Regions from separate parts of the Homo sapiens genome. Here region 2 is linked to region 1. The links are chromatin loops, found by intact Hi-C in ENCODE. Cell type or tissue: heart right ventricle. All regions are shown on one strand.

The links. A loop is a pair of places that touch in the nucleus more often than their neighbours do. Peaks named below come from ENCODE experiments on the same cell type or tissue, not always from the same donor. Only the 100,000 strongest peaks of a DNase experiment are listed, where the experiment ranks them.
Region 2: a loop joins it to region 1, with 2.7 times the contacts of the local background. A loop is called at or near these places in 7 of 110 quality-filtered maps.

The regions. Positions count from the first base shown.
Region 1 is chr7:80,495,269-80,503,268 of GRCh38, forward strand. The region is part of intron 1 of GNAT3 (G protein subunit alpha transducin 3); the gene reads right to left. The region is part of intron 2 of LOC107986812 (a long non-coding RNA gene); the gene reads left to right. Among named protein-coding and RNA genes, the nearest start is that of GNAT3, 13 kb to the right of the region's middle. In heart right ventricle, no CTCF peak of the experiment used is centred here; a DNase peak (open chromatin) is centred at 4,223; H3K27ac peaks cover 3,573 bases.
Region 2 is chr7:80,632,579-80,640,578 of GRCh38, forward strand. CD36 (CD36 molecule (CD36 blood group)) reads left to right here and starts at 6,064. Exons shown (of 15, transcript NM_001001548.3): 1 at 6,064-6,168. In heart right ventricle, no CTCF peak of the experiment used is centred here; no DNase peak of the experiment used is centred here; H3K4me3 peaks cover 3,858 bases; H3K27ac peaks cover 8,000 bases.

The sequences.
Region 1 (8,000 bases):
ATGGTAGTCCTATTTTTAACTCGGAGAAATATCCATACTATTTTTTCATAGAGGTTGTACTGATTTACATGCCACCAACATTGTGTAAGTGTTCCCTTTTCTCTACATCGCTGCCAGTATCTGTTGTTTTTTGACTTTTTAATAATAGCCATTTTGACCTGGTGTAAGGTGGTCTCTCACTGTAGTTTTTTTTTTTGGTTTGTTTGTTTTTGTTTTTTTTGAGATCGAGTCCCACTCTGTCACCAGGCTGGAGTGCAGTGGCGTGATCTCAGCTCACTGCGACCTCCACCTCCTGGGTTCAAGTGATTCTCATGCCTTAGCCTCCCGAGTACCTGGGATTACAGGCGCATGCCACCATGCCTGGCTAATTTTTTGTAGTTTAGTAGAGACGGGTTTTACTACGTTGGCTAGGATGGTCTGGATCTGCTGATCTCGTGATCTGCCTGCCTTAGCCTCCCAAAGTGCAGGATTACAGGTGTGAGCCACTGCACCTGGCCTTCACTGTAGTTTTAATTTACATTTCTCTGACAATTAGTTGTAGTGAACATTTTCTTACATGATTGTTAGCCATTTGTATGTCTTCTTTGAAAAATATCTGTTCATGTCCTTTGCCCACTTTTTGATGGAGCTATTTGCTTTTTTCTCGTTGAGTTGTTTGAATTCCTTGTAGATTCTGGGTATTAGTCCTTTGTTTGATGCATAGCTTGCAAATGTTTTCTCCCATTCTTTAGACGTCTGTTTACTCTGTTGATTATTTCTTTTTCTGTGCAGAGCTTTTCGTTTGTCCCATTGGCCTATTTTTGTTTTTGTTACACTTGCTTTTGAAGTCTTAGTCACAAATTCTTTGCCTAGGCCAATATCCAGAAGAGTCTTTCTTTTTGAGATGGAATCTCGCTCTGTCACCCAGGCTGGAGTGCAGTGGCAAGATCTCTGCTCACTGCAACCTTTGCCTCCTGGGTTCAAGCGATTCTCCTGCCTCAGCCTCCTGAGTAGCTGGGATTACAGGTGTGCGCCATCATGCCCAGTTAATTTTTGTATTTTTAGTAGAGACAGGGTTTCACCATTTTGGTTAGGCTAGTCTCAAACTCTTGGCCTCAAGTGATCTGCCTGCCTCGGCCTCCCAAAGTGCTGGGATTGTAGGCATGAGCCACTGCACCCAACCCACCCTATTTAAATTTCTAATTCGACTCTCACCCACTCAGTCTTCATTTCCCTATTCTACCTTCACTTCTTTCCTAACACTTTTCTCCTAACACTTTTCTTCTTCTACATGCTTAGGAATAATTCATATATTATTTAAAAATGTTCCTTTCATCACTGCAAAGTAAATTTCACGTTGCAAAGAATCTCTATCTGCTTTGTTCACTGATTTAGCCAAAGCACCTAGAACAGTGCCTAACTCAGTAGAATCTCAATAAAACAAATGAATTCTTTGACTCATACTTCAGAAATGAGATTTTGTCCTTTGTACTGCGCATCATTTTTTCCTCACTGAAATGTTTCTGCATGATTTACAATGTTTTCTTAAGCCTCGATGAACAGATATAGCTACACCTAAATTTAGTTCTATTCAGGACAACTTTTCTTTTTTTTTTTTTGGTCATAGCCATATGTAAATATATCTAGTTTCTGCAGTTGTCTGAAACAGCTGTCCACCTTATGTGATAGTGAGGAAATAAGAGTGGTAAAGCTATGGGAAATTATGTTTCATTTTCTGGTGGTGATATATAGATTCTTTCCCTTGGGAAAACTTCAAGAACACACCTCTCCATGATTTTATGCTAGTTGGCTCTCCATCACTGATAGTGAAATATGACAACAAAGTTGATAGATGCAAAAATCAAAGTAACTTGCTAAAATTTCTTTACATAATCAAACACAAACTGACAGATTGGGTATAACCATCTCATTTACTAGAGGCTGCAATGCCCAAGAATGAAACAGTTGAGAATAAAATAAAATCATCTTGCCCATTTTCCGAAGACAACTGACCCTATCATTTTGCATGGCTGAGAATTGTTTGTGAGAGTGGCAACTCATTCAAAAATGAATGAGCTTTGCACAATAGTCTGGTTTGCTGGCTTTAAATAACTCACTATTTTGCTGTAGGAAGTGCATCACTTTGGGAAAAGTCATACAATAATATTATAAAACTGTCCTTGATAGGTTTTATTTTAAAATCTCTAACAATGGAACTGAATATTCGAAATTCTAGCATCATCCTGTACAAATGACAGAATATCAGAATATCTTGTTTCTCTCTCTATATATATACACATATACGTATATACATATACGTATATACATATACGTATATACATATACGTATATACATATACGTATATACATATACGTATATACATATACGTATATACATATACGTATATACATATACGTATATACATACATATATACACACACACTGTCTTAAATTACAGAGCAGTGGGGATGTGGAAGAAAAGTCAATGGGCTCAGTAGGAACTGCAGTACTTGCTCATGCAGGTATGTTTAATGTTGTATTTTGTTCAACCAAAGTATTCAACTAGAAATGAGAAAAAAGTCTCATTTCTGAATGTCAGTTAAATTTATTTAAAAGATGATATAATTTCTACAATAAAGTGAAAATAATTTAGACCACTTTCTTTTAAATGAATTGTCTATCTTGAGATATTGAGCCTAATGAGAAAAAGTGTGTCAATGATTTTCTAGAATTGTATCAGCATATGTATTATAGAGAAATATTTTATTGATTAAGAACCACTTTTAGGCAGATTAAAAAATCACAACCGAATTTTATTTTATTCACTATATGTTATTGACTAGTTGAAAATTTATAAATTTGTGAAAAAAGTGACTTTTAGACTGTGTCAGTTAATGTACATTCAGAATGGTCTTCTGTACTTCATAAATATGGCCATTTGGTAATCATACAGATAACACTAAGTTGTGGCATTTCCAAAAGTATTTCTAAGGCTACAGGGTATGTTATTGTATAACAATTATTTGTAACTTAGCTGGTAATTCATGCTGTGTTTAAGGTAAGCAGAATAATCAATCACTTTTTTAAAAATGGCATGTACTTTTAAATGAAACTACATATTAAAAGTTAATATTTTCCCTTGAAAGCCTTTAAAAAGGTGTCTGTACCATCCTTGCTTTATGTAGTGACTTCAGTCTTCTATGTAAAGGTCCAGTATAGTCAATTACAGCATTAAGAGGAAAATTCCTAAAGAAAAGCCTATCTACTTAAAATCTCATTTATTATTTGGAACTCTATTGCAAAGTTATTTCAAAAATAAATTATTGAGCCCCATTCTCACAATAATTCTAGGTCATAGTTCACAATAGTCATTTCAGTCTTGTGAGATTAGATCATGTTACAGAGCCAAATATAGACATTATAACAGCATGTTCACATCCGCTGATGGTGTCCTGAAATAATCTCTTCCTTCCAAATTGTGGTCATCGCTAATATTAGTTTCTGGGTCAAGGGGTACCAAGAGAATTTTAACAAGATATGCATCTGTTTCTTTGAAATAGATAATGTTACAAATAATTAAATATTTAAATTTATACTTAATTCATACTTAGATACTCATAAATTATTTTATTTTTAATAAGAATAAGTAAGGAATCCTGTTCTACATTTTTAAATCTGAAAATATTAAAAAGAATTTTAAATCTACCCAATATTTATACATGTAACTGAACTTCAATTGAACACACACAAGGCTTGATTGCTCATTTTGGATGACTTGTTCAAACAGGCAAAATGAGATTACAACATTGTGACTTGTAATCACACATAAGATTTTTTTTTGTAGGTGGTCTTAAAAATCACATAATTGTATAGTAGAAAGAAACCTTAGAAATCAACCAGCTATGCACATCTCTTCAGTCTATGCGTGAGAAAAATGAATCCAATAGAGATTATGATAATCATCCAAAGTTTCAGATCTGTCTTCAAACAAAGAAACTATGTATTCTGACTCTTACTAAAGCTGTGTCATATCGCTTTCTTTTTTAAGTAGGCACTGATAAATACCAAAATGGTTTCAACACTTTAGAAATTATTTTAAATGCATTTTTTATAAATTAGTATGAGAGCGGTGTACTTTTTTTGTTGGTTTGTTTTGAGACAGAATCTAGCTCTGTTGCCAGGCTTGAGTGCAGTAGCATGATCATGACTCACTGCAGCCTTGGCCTCCTGGCCTCAAGCAATCCTCCTGCCTGTCTCACAAACTGCTGGAATTACAAGCATGAGCCCCTACACCTGGCCTTGAAAGCAGTGTACTTTCAGAGGCATACTGGTATTGCTGTGTCAGCTTATCATTCACAGGTAGACTGTTGGTATAAAAGATTTTTAGGGTAGTCTCTTTTGAGCCAACTTAATTTTGTTCCATGTATTATTTCTCCTTTTTATGGAGTGACATCAAAATTCTCTGTCCTTTGCACATGACAGCCCATCACATAGCTGGATTCATCATGTTTTGGAACTAAATAGATATGAGCTTGCACTCATCTCTGACTGTGACTAAGTGTCTTGATCAAATTTGGTCTCACTGAAAGTCAGTTTCCTCTATTATAAAATTGGGCTAAAACTTGGGAGGATTAGATCACAAATATAAATTACCTAGAACATACACTAATATATAGTGAGCTTTAAGTATTTTCTATTATTTGAAGAATGTGCTCATATCCTTTTAAAGAAATATTTCAAGTATAATATGATCCACTCCTTTACTCCTTTCTTGTGGAACATGATTTTTAGATTATTTGTCCTCTGAACCATACCCCATGTAAGAGCCAATGTCTTTCCGAAATGCAGTACTGAAAATTATGCTGTAGATACCAGATTTATGAACAGCACTGACATTCTGCCACCTAGACCTGCCTCACTCCTGGTGGGCTTGTTTATAAATAAGTAATTTTCTTAATAAAGACCATGATTAGTTTGCCTCCTTTTTTTTTTTTGGCCTACACTCAGCTTGTGGTAATTAAAGTTTTTCTACTTTTTTTCACATCTCTTACCAAACAGATCCTCCCACAAACCACGTGTATCTAATTGATTTTGAACCTCAATAAAGATATTTATTAAATTCCATTTTGCTTATTTGCGGCAAGCATTTCTGCTAGTAGAGGTTATTTGGAAGTCTGACTTGGTTTTGTCACTATATCCTTCCAAACTGAATCTCAAGTTTGAAATGCCTGCTTTATCCCCCTTCACCAAAATCCCTGATAGGAGTATTGAAGAGAAGGTCAAGGGCAGGAAACTATGTCATACTCTAGGGTCTATTCTGTTAACAGGAAACCTATTAATCATAAGTCCTTGTTCACTATCTCTAGTGAACAATGCTAAATGTTGGCCATTAGGTATGATAGTTACTGAAGGTTTTTGTACCTACAGTTTATCTGACTAAGGAAATTCTCTTCTATTTCTACTTTAATTGGTGTTTTTTCAATCAGGAATTGATAAGGAATTTTATTTAATTATTTTTTGGCACCTCCTGACATTCTTTTGATTTTTCTCTTTTAATTTGATAATGTAGTAAATAATGTTAATGATTTTCTAGTAGTATTTTAAACATGCATTGTTGGGATAATCCATCTTCCCCCAAAAGTCCCCCCAACCTTTTCTCTTTTTGCATTTTATGTATTGCTGGCATTGGTTGGCTAATATTTGGCTTTGGTTTTTATATTTATGTCTGTGAGGATGATTGACCTGCCATTGTCTTTGTCAAATTTTGTTGTCAAAGTTGTCAAATAATAAATTGAAAAGAATTTTCTAAAAATGTTTATGTAATTTTGAAATGCTCTGCCCATGGACTGTTTGATAGAATTCCCTTATAAAGCAATATGAATAAATTTGCAGATAAATTTGTACATTTTCTTTTGCCAAAAAAACACATTGTTTATTTTTCCCAAACTTTTTATTTTGATAATTAATTTAAAAACTTACAGAAGTTCAAGAATATAGTGTTATGGAAGCCCGCATTTTATACCCTTCCCCTTTCTGAATTATTTGTCCTGTTTGCTTTCTTTCTCATATGTATGTATACATTTACATATACATATATGAACATAGTTTTATGTTTTGTTTTGCTGAATCTTTATTAGACATTTTACCCATAAATATTTTGAAATGCATCTTCTAAGAATAAGACAATTTTTCTACAAAACCAAAATACTATTTGCATGCTTAAGAAAATTTATATTAATTCTAAATGTTATCTAATACTATATACTCCATATTCAAATTTATCTGATTGTTTCAAAAAAATGTTTCCCATACCTTTTTTGTTTCTTGTATTCATGATCCAATCAAGTTTCACACTTTCTTTTGTCGTTATGCTTTTTAAGCTCTTTTAATTTATAACATTTTCCTTGTAATATTTTTGTTATTTTGTTTTGTTGACATTGGCATTTTTCTAAAGTCTAAGACAATTTTCTAAATATATTCAATTATCTGTATTCTCTGATTAGATTCAATGTAAATATTTTAGATGAATATTGTATAAATAATGTGGATTTTCAGTTTGTCATATCAGTAAACATATGGTGTCAGATATACTTATATGACTACAAGTACCTATTTCTGTGATACAGAAAAAATAAGCATCATGAATCTGTAAAATTCCTCATCAGCCAAACTAAGTATGTTTCATTCATGAGAAAGAATATTGTAGCTATATACTATCTTTCCTTTTTAATGATCTTTTATTTAGATATTCCAACTTTCCATTTTATACTTATTTTTAAAATATCTGATAATATTTATAGTGCCTATAGTTACCAATAATGTACTGGATACTTAAAAATTCACTAAGAGGGTAGATCTTATGTTAAGTGTTCTTATAATAATAGTGACAATAAATAAGAGGACAGGAAACAACTTTTATAGGTGACGGAGAAGTCTACTGTGTGGATTGTGGTGACGATTTCACAGGTGTATACTTATCTCCAAGCTCATCAAGTGGCATACATTAAATATGTATAGCTTTTGCATATCAAGCATATCTCAATAAAGTGGTTTAAAAATGTTATATGAGCTTTCTTGGATTGTGAGAAGCATTTTAACAGATATTTCATTTTTCTTTTCTTATTAACATACCTTTTAGGCTAAAAAATGACAACACTAAAATACAAAATTACATGATTTTTCCCACACAGGTCTGTTGCAGATATTTGTCTAAGTGTTCATTAATTGTGGGAATAGTCATGTATACTATTTTTTAGTATAAATACATATTGCAACAACGATTTTTAAAAAGGCCTTGGTTAATCACATGGTTTGCCTATACTGATATCTGGACAAAGGAAAATATAAAATAAGGAAAATGGAGGATTGAATTTATCAAGCATGTAGTTCTTACTAGAGTTATCCCTCCTAATTTTCAGACCCATATGTTGATCTAATAGATATCCATTTGGTCCTGCTAAAAAAAAAAAACATAGGTTTGAATATCCTAAATTATCATCCCTTTCCCTTTTCCCCAGCCTCATATTTATCCTGCATTTCACATACCAGTGAATAACATAATCAACCATAACCAATTCCACCCCAATCACTCCTCTCATTTACCGTCCACATGCAGTCTGCCACCAAGTTCTGTCACTTTGTCTCCTAACATTCCTCAAATCTTATTTTCAAACTTAAAATTTCTGCATTAATTCAGAATTGCATCAAGAATTTGCACAATAGTAACAGTTTCCTAATTGTCCTACCTACCTTTATCCTCCTCATTAAATCTTTGAGCCATAGTATAGCCAGGGTAGTCTTTATTTTTTTTAAAAAAAGCCAAGTACTATCATTTTAGTTACATAGTTAAAAAACCTATCAATATCATCTTATTGACTACAGATACAAAATAAAATTCCTATGCAATAACATATAAATGACTTTCTTCTAGCTCATTTCTACATGCAAAGGTATACCTGTGTTCTAGCCACCATGAACAAATCACAAGAATATTTTAGATTCTGATTCTGTCATTCTTCCA
Region 2 (8,000 bases), 140 kb after region 1:
TATTAAATGGAACAAAAAATCATTTTATGTCATCCTTCATCTGATTTCTTTATATTTTTCTGTTTTAAGATATTCATCATGCTGATCAATTTTTTATGGTTTAAACAAAATAAGAAAAACCTAATATTTTAGCATTTTAAAACACATCATTATGGCCAAGCCTAGAGCCAATGCAAAGTTAAATTATTTCTCTGAACCTTCTCAAAATTATTTATTTTATTTTAAAGACTCCACTTTAGGGACCACCTTTTTAATCCAGGGCTATTATAATATTTCTCAGAACTAAAATTTGTGGTACCCTTAATGACAATGAATTTTTTCTTTCTGCCCGGTAAAAATTCAAAATTCATTAATTGCTATTTTTTTCTCAACGTTTAAAAAACTAGGTGCTCATCAACTAAATGCTTGTTTTGGCTATGAATTATTGATTTTTTTCCTGCTATTTCATCACACCATGCTTTGAGACCTAGTTATTCTTTTGCCTAAATGTTTCTGTTTTTTCCTCGAATAATTTCCTATCTACTCTATGAACACAGTTTACCTAACTATGCTGATCATGGCATTTCCTTATGTTTCTTACCATCATTTAAATGTTGACTAATTTTTTTTCCTACTTAGAGAATTGTTTTTGCAAGCTGTTCAAGTAAGAATTAGGTCTGCCAACATTTTTAGATGGCCTGTAAAATTTACATAATGATTTGGCCATGCCCACATGAGAACTACCTACATATACAGAAGTGCTCTCTTTAATCTGTTACAAGCATGACTTCTATTAAACCTATAGGTAAGATTATTTTCTACTTTTAATGCAGTATGTTTGTTTTTATCCTGACTTTTGATTCATTAGGCCATGTGGTTTAAGTCTAAACTAAGTTACTCTGATATTCGGAATTTCACCTTTAATAATTTTCTGGAAATTTTCTTTTAAAGGTGATATTAGAAATCTCCATTTCAGTCTCAGCATTTCACTAGCATTACATGATGCTCTTGTCTTTTGCAATTTAATATTCAAATTACATAGATATTTTTTATTACTGCATGTGAAGTCCTTCCTCAACTTATAAAGCAGTTAGAACATACTAATACTTTAATACTTCTATAAGTGACGAGCTGGCAACTGAAAAATGTTCATCTATTATACATATATAAGCATAAGTGTGTGTATGCCTAAATGTATGTATGTATACATTTCCATGATTAGTATTCCCTAAAGATTAAAGTGATAAAATAAATGTTGCCTGGTTTTACATTGGTAACTAATGTTATGAGATAGTTCATAGGTCAATAGAATGAAATTTTATGTTTTATTTAATCTAAAATAATTCTGTTGATTGCCACCTACATATGTTCACTGTTCATTTTCTATTGTGTCTAGACATTATTTTGCTCTTAATGTAATATCAGGTTAAAATTATTCAACTTGTGCAAAGATTTTGAGAAAAATATGTAAAATTAGATTTTGATCAAGGATAAATGTATCTTTTTTTTTCTTTGAAGAAAAGAGTATAGGCCCTTCAGTCAGTCAGTTTGGGTTCCAGCCCTTGTTCTGCCAAGTACTAGCTGTGTGAACTCAGCTAGTCATCTAAAGAGCCTAGTAAGGAGAGATGATTATTCAGCAAGGTAATACATGTGAAATACTTAGCTCCACACCTGGCAGGTAGTAAGCTCCTACTATGTGTTGACTATGTTATTGTATGATCATCTTCATTGTTCTTTGCTCTTCAAGTCTTTGTTCACCCATTCAATCTAGAATTACAATGCAAGTTATACTAAAATGCTTCTTTTCATTTGCTGAACTGTTAAAAAAAATCGCTTAGTTTTCTTTTAAATGGTATCTACTACTATAAGATATTCTTGTATCTGCATATAGCCTTACATTTTAAAGTTTAAATCTACTATCTGATCTTCAGCTTAAAGGTAGGTAGACTTTATAGGTTATCCCATTTAACAAGAAAGGACAACAGGAATACAATGATTATTACGTCTTGCCTAGTTCACAAATCCTATTGCTAATAAAGGAATCACACGGGCCATGTGATTCCTCTTCCAGAACTCTTGTTACCCATCTGTCATTTGCTTCTCAAATATGTTGCAATATTTGTTACTCAACTTACTGTACTCTTCCTCTTTTATTTCACAAGTGTTACATTCCATGAATCAGCTTGTCCAAAAGTACTGTTAAAAGGATTTTTTTTAACTATACAAATGCTAAAAGAAAGTTTATTTTTTTTTTAGTATGCTCAAAGTGGATAAAGGCTTTCAAAGCATGATACAATCCTCAAAAGGAAATGACTCAAAGTTTATGGAATAAAAATGTAAACATTTCTGTAAGTTACACATACAAACAGAAAAGTAAAAATTGTCAAATTAAAAAAAAATTGTCAAATGTCCAAAGACTATTTTCCTACTAATTATTAAGAAAGGGACAAAGCAATTTATGGAAAAAAAGGTGAAAAGGATATTGTTACAAATGTTTTAAAATAAAAATGGCTAATATACTTTAGAAAATTATAAAATTACTGGGGGAAGGTTAACACACACTTAACATTTGTTACTTCTGAGGAATACAATTGGGGATTGAGGCCTCTCATTGTACACTTTTCTATAATTTTCAATATTGCTTTCTCTCCATACTTAATACATTTTCTAAAATAAAATTGTGCGTGATAGCCAGTGATGGCCATGCAATTATTTGTTGTTGTTTTTGTTTTTTGAGACAGAGTCTCACTCTATTGCCCAGGCTGGAGTATAGTGGCACAATCTTAGCTCACTGCAAACCTCCGCCTCCCAGGTTCAAGCGATTTTCCTGTCTCAGCCTCCTGAGTAGTTGGGATTACAGGCATGCACCACCACACCTGGCTAATTTTTGTATTTTTAGTAGAGAGGAGGTTTCACCATGTTGGTCAAGCTACTCTCGAACTCCTGACCTCAAGTGATCCGCCCACCTCAGCCTCCCAAAGTGCTGGGATTACAGGTGTGAGCCACCAAGCCCAGCCACAATTATTTGTTAAACAAAAACTATGTCAGGCTCTGTGCTAAATCCTTCATATTATCACTTTTAATCTTGACAGCAATTCTGTGAGGGAGATATTTCTACCATGTTTAAGAGAGGTAAAGTAGTTAGCAATAAGTCATACACTTAGGAAGTGATGAATTCCAAATTCAGACTCGGATTCCATTCATTTTCCTAGCAGATGTTCTTAATCTGAATCAAACCATTACATATCCATGGTATGAAGAAGCAGCATAATAGTCTCTCATTTCCACTCATTCTCACTACTTGTAAAGCATTATGATGGTTATAATAGTCTTGTGTGTGTCTGTTTATTCAACTTATTACCAACTATGAGCTTATTCTGTACTATAGGGGTTCAGTGGTGAATTAAACAGACAAGCATCCCCCTCCTCAAAAACGCAACATTCTAGCAAGTGCAAAGGCAGGTGCAAAGTTCAGTGGTGAATTAAACAGACAAGCATCCCCCTCTGCAAAAACCCAACATTCTAGCAGGTGCAAAGACAGGGCAAAAACAAAAGTCAATTGGCAGAATTTCTTCGATGGTGATAAGTGACCTGTGGAAAATAAAGCAGAGAACGGAGAGGGGAGGAGGCTTGTAGGAAGTGGGGGTGATGAAATGGGGAGTGTTGAGTGCCTAGAAATTTTCAGGCTCCTGTCAAGTATTGTACACTACTCATCTCTTAGCTCTTATTATTACTCTTTTATTTAGTTTTCTCTATTCTTTGATTATGAAAATGAGAGCAATGAATGTTAATTAACTTGATTATGGCAATCATTTTACAGTGTATACACATGTCAAAATGATTCATACCTTGATAAATCTGGAAAAAGAAGAACAAGCAGTTAACTTCCAATTACAAGTCAATATAACTAGGGCCCGGTAGCCTGAGGATTTAAACTTACATCCTTCCAATTTCTAACCCTATGTGATCTCTTGCAAAAAAAAAAAAAAAAGAATTTCCAAAGAATTGTCTAAACTGACTGAAGTAGATTGAAAATTATATCCTGTCATTCTAATAAATTAATCCAGTGTTATAGTGGATTTACATAAAGCAAGGTATATGCTCACATAAAACACATCCCTTCAAAATATGGTGGGTGCATAGTCTTTAAAAAAATGAAAACCCCAACACTCTTTACTTTAAAATGGGTACAGCATTTTGCTATGTTATTGTTTAAGGTCTATATTTTTCTAAAAATCCACAGTTGCAGATTTGACTCAGCTGTGTGCTTTCAGATCTTGTATGCTAAGCTACTCAGGAACTGTTGTCTATGGGATTGAACACTTAACAGCTGTCTCTGGGAATGTAAATTTGATTCTTTGGACTGCTCATGGGACTCTGTGACATTTTCCTCTCCAGTGACAGCAGATTTGAATGGCATTAGGCTACTGATTAAATAATACCCAAGTAAGTTTAATGTCAACTTAGGCATCTATTTTGCATGTATTTTTTCTGAAATAATCTTTCTCTAATTGCGATCATATTTTCATTATACTTTAGTCTTTTAATATCTTTAAAATATGCTCTTTTAAACAGGTCTTATCTGAACCCTTTCGTTGGTAATCTTTTTCTGAATTGTCATATTAGAGTGTGAGTGTGTGAGAATTAAGGTTGAGAAATAAATTAGCTTAAATACAAAACAGCTATCTACAAAATAGATATTCTTAACCAAAATAATATGTCTTTATACTACCATTTTATATCGTGCCACCAAGATAAAAGGTCGCAGTTATTTAAGGGAATTACCTTCTTAAGTTTCATGAAATCACTGTGAGTTATTCTTTTCTAACTGAAAGCATAAATTATAAAGAGATTGCACATGGTCATTTCTACTTTATCCTAATTAAGTGGTCTGAGATTTGAAAAAAAAGTAATAGACTTACAATATTTTTATGACTTATTTTTTAAATAAATATGTCAGTAAAAACTTCCCTGGGGAAAAAAAATTCTTGAGGAGAAAAGAGTGTTTGGGGTTTTTTTTTTCAGTTGTATGGCACTGCTTGCAAATGAAAGGATTCGTTGTGTGCCTCACATGCCCAAAAAGGACAGCACGAGCATTCTAACTTAAGGACTGGTTTAAATATGACCTAATGAACTAAATATATTTCTGTCTGGTATTCTTAGGTTACTTTACTTCTAAGGTTGTTTGAATGCATTTATCCAGCTCTCCTATCAAATACATGCCAGGTTAACCCTGTGAAGGTTTTCCTGTATGATTCTGAGAATTTCTTTATAAGAACAGGGTCTTGATAGTGAAGGTTCTTTCCCCAAAGTGCAAGGCCTTCTATTTTGATTCAATATCAACATAATGCTTTTTTTTTTTTTGAAAGTGACTTAAGTACTAAAGATTATCCTCAATAGTAATTCTACTTAGACATATTTTGGTTGAAGAAATTTAAAGAGTTTATTTTTTGTAGGAGCACTGTGCTGTGATCATGAAATTTTTGCAAAACTAACAGAAAATGATAAACAGTTAAGAACTTCCAGCTAGAACAATAGGCTGTTTCCTTTTTTTAAGTCAGTTTGTCATCCTTGCTGATTGACAGTCTCCAATTGTTTTCAGAATTATTAGTCTCACAGTATTTCAGAATTACGCTGTATAAAAAAGTACATTAAATTTAAACTTAATAAAATAAGTTTCGCAAGCTCAGTCAAGACAGGGAAGTGAGAATATGATTATTCTTCCAAATTTACTATTTCCACCAGCGGTCTCAGTTCAGCATCTGAGAATATGTTAGGGGAAACTCAGCAAGTCAGTTCCTTTTGTTTTTCTGGCCTCTGACTTACTTGGATGGGAAATAGCCAAAAAAAAAAAAAATGCTGAATATCTCAGATATAGGTAATGGGTCTTCACCAGAACATAAAAATAGACCCTTATTAGCCATATCAGTAATGTGCTGTGTGGGGGATTTTTTTTTTCTTTCAATTCCTCTGGCAACAAACCACACACTGGGATCTGACACTGTAGAGTGCTTTCTCTTCTCTTTTTTTGGGGGGGGGAGGGGGTGTGGTTGCATATTTAAACTCTCACGCATTTATGTACTGAGGACTGCAGTGTAGGACTTTCCTGCAGAATACCATTTGATCCTATTAAGAATTGTCCAAATGTTGGAGCATTTGATTGAAAAATCCTTCTTAGCCATTTTAAAGGTAAGTTGTATGATTTTTCTTTAAATAAAAAAGATTAAGGGATTTTTCCCATCACCCAGATGACGGGAGGTGACACTACTGTATAAATACTCCTAAGAAGTTATATAGGAGGACAGGAAAAAAGGTAGTAACTGTTTTCTTAGTCACTAGGCTTTATCTAAAAATCAGGTTTGCATTATTTTCAAGTTATCAACCTTCCTATATTTTATGCTTAAACCATACCCAATGGCATTTCATGTCGTATGTATAAGTTAATATTTAAAGTGATTTATAATCCAATTTGGATTATTATAAAACTTTCATTTTATACTTAGGCTATTTATACATGATGTTTAAATGATGAAGATCATTATACTGCAGACCAATATAATGAGGTTAGATGTTATAAATGACTTACAGCTCTTATGTCAACATGTTGTCTAATATGCAATTATTAACTATTACTTTACAGAGTCATTAGCTTGTTTAATTTTCAATCTGAATTGCACAACTTTTGGTATACCTGACTTGCTCTACATGATCAAATGCAATGTGTATTTTGGATATGTGCTTTTTAAGTTCTTTTCTGTAATGAACAAAGATATTGTCATTGTTACTGGGAATAGCAAAGTATATTACTTTTAAATAATCTGAAATTTAATTAGTGTAAATTAGTAGAATAAAAATAAAGTTAATTTTTTTTCGATTCAGGAAGCTTATTACAAATAGTACTGAATTATTAGATGATGATGCCAAGTTGAAGTAAAGGAGAAATCAATTTGGAGGAATTAAGTAAAAGCCTCAAATTAATTATACATTAACTAAAATTATAAATAACTGTAAATGGCATAAATTCTCTAGAGTACATCCCAGTTTCTGAAATCATCAAGTAGCATATTGAAACCTGTTTTGTAAAGATTTGCATGTACTTTTTAGTCTTTTTCTGTGTGGTTTGAAGTCAGTAATGTGTGTTGAAGCTAAAAAATATTGCTTTAAATATTGGTTCACAAGGAAGCCAAAATGAAATATTTAAAAATGTTTGTTATATAGAAAGTCCAGTGGTCCTTTGGAATTTACAAGAAAATAAGAACTAAAGTAGAAATCATTTAATTTCCCAGACTCATTAGTGAACCAGAACAATAAACCAAACAGAGAACCATCAGATAATGGGTTAGCCTGGGAAGAATATTAATTACAACTGGAGGTACTTGCACAGAGTGTACTGAATTTGGAATTTACCTTGGAAGTTATAGTTGCCACCCTATTTTTTTAAGGAATTTTTTTAACCTTGTTTACTTTAACACATTTGAACCCTGCATGTGTGTGTATTTCCTGTGTGTTTCCTGAAAAGGAAAGTTTAAGATAATTCTGTAACTATCAGATACTTAATTCTGTAAGTATCCTTGCATCTAATCAGAAGATGTTTTTGTTCACTGGCCCAAGATGTGTCTGAAACTTGCAAGTAGCATTGTTCTAAACTAGTAGCTGTCTTTCCATTTGCATATTTTAATTCCATACATATATGATCACATTTCATTATAATCTAACTATTTTGCAAATACTCATTTCTACTTTTGTAAAATATACACATTTATTAGATTTTTAAAACACTTGGCCAATATGAAATAACACTTTACTGTTATGGTTTGAAATGATACTTCATAGTAATATTTCAAAATAACAATAACATTTTCTACAATATAAATATATATTATTTTACTTCATTTAATACTTGCAACCTTATTTGATGTAAGTAAACTCATTTTAGAGAAAACTGTATCACAGACAAACTTCAATACTAACACCCAGAACTGAATCTACATTTCTTGGCTTCAAGGTCCAGCATTTTTGGC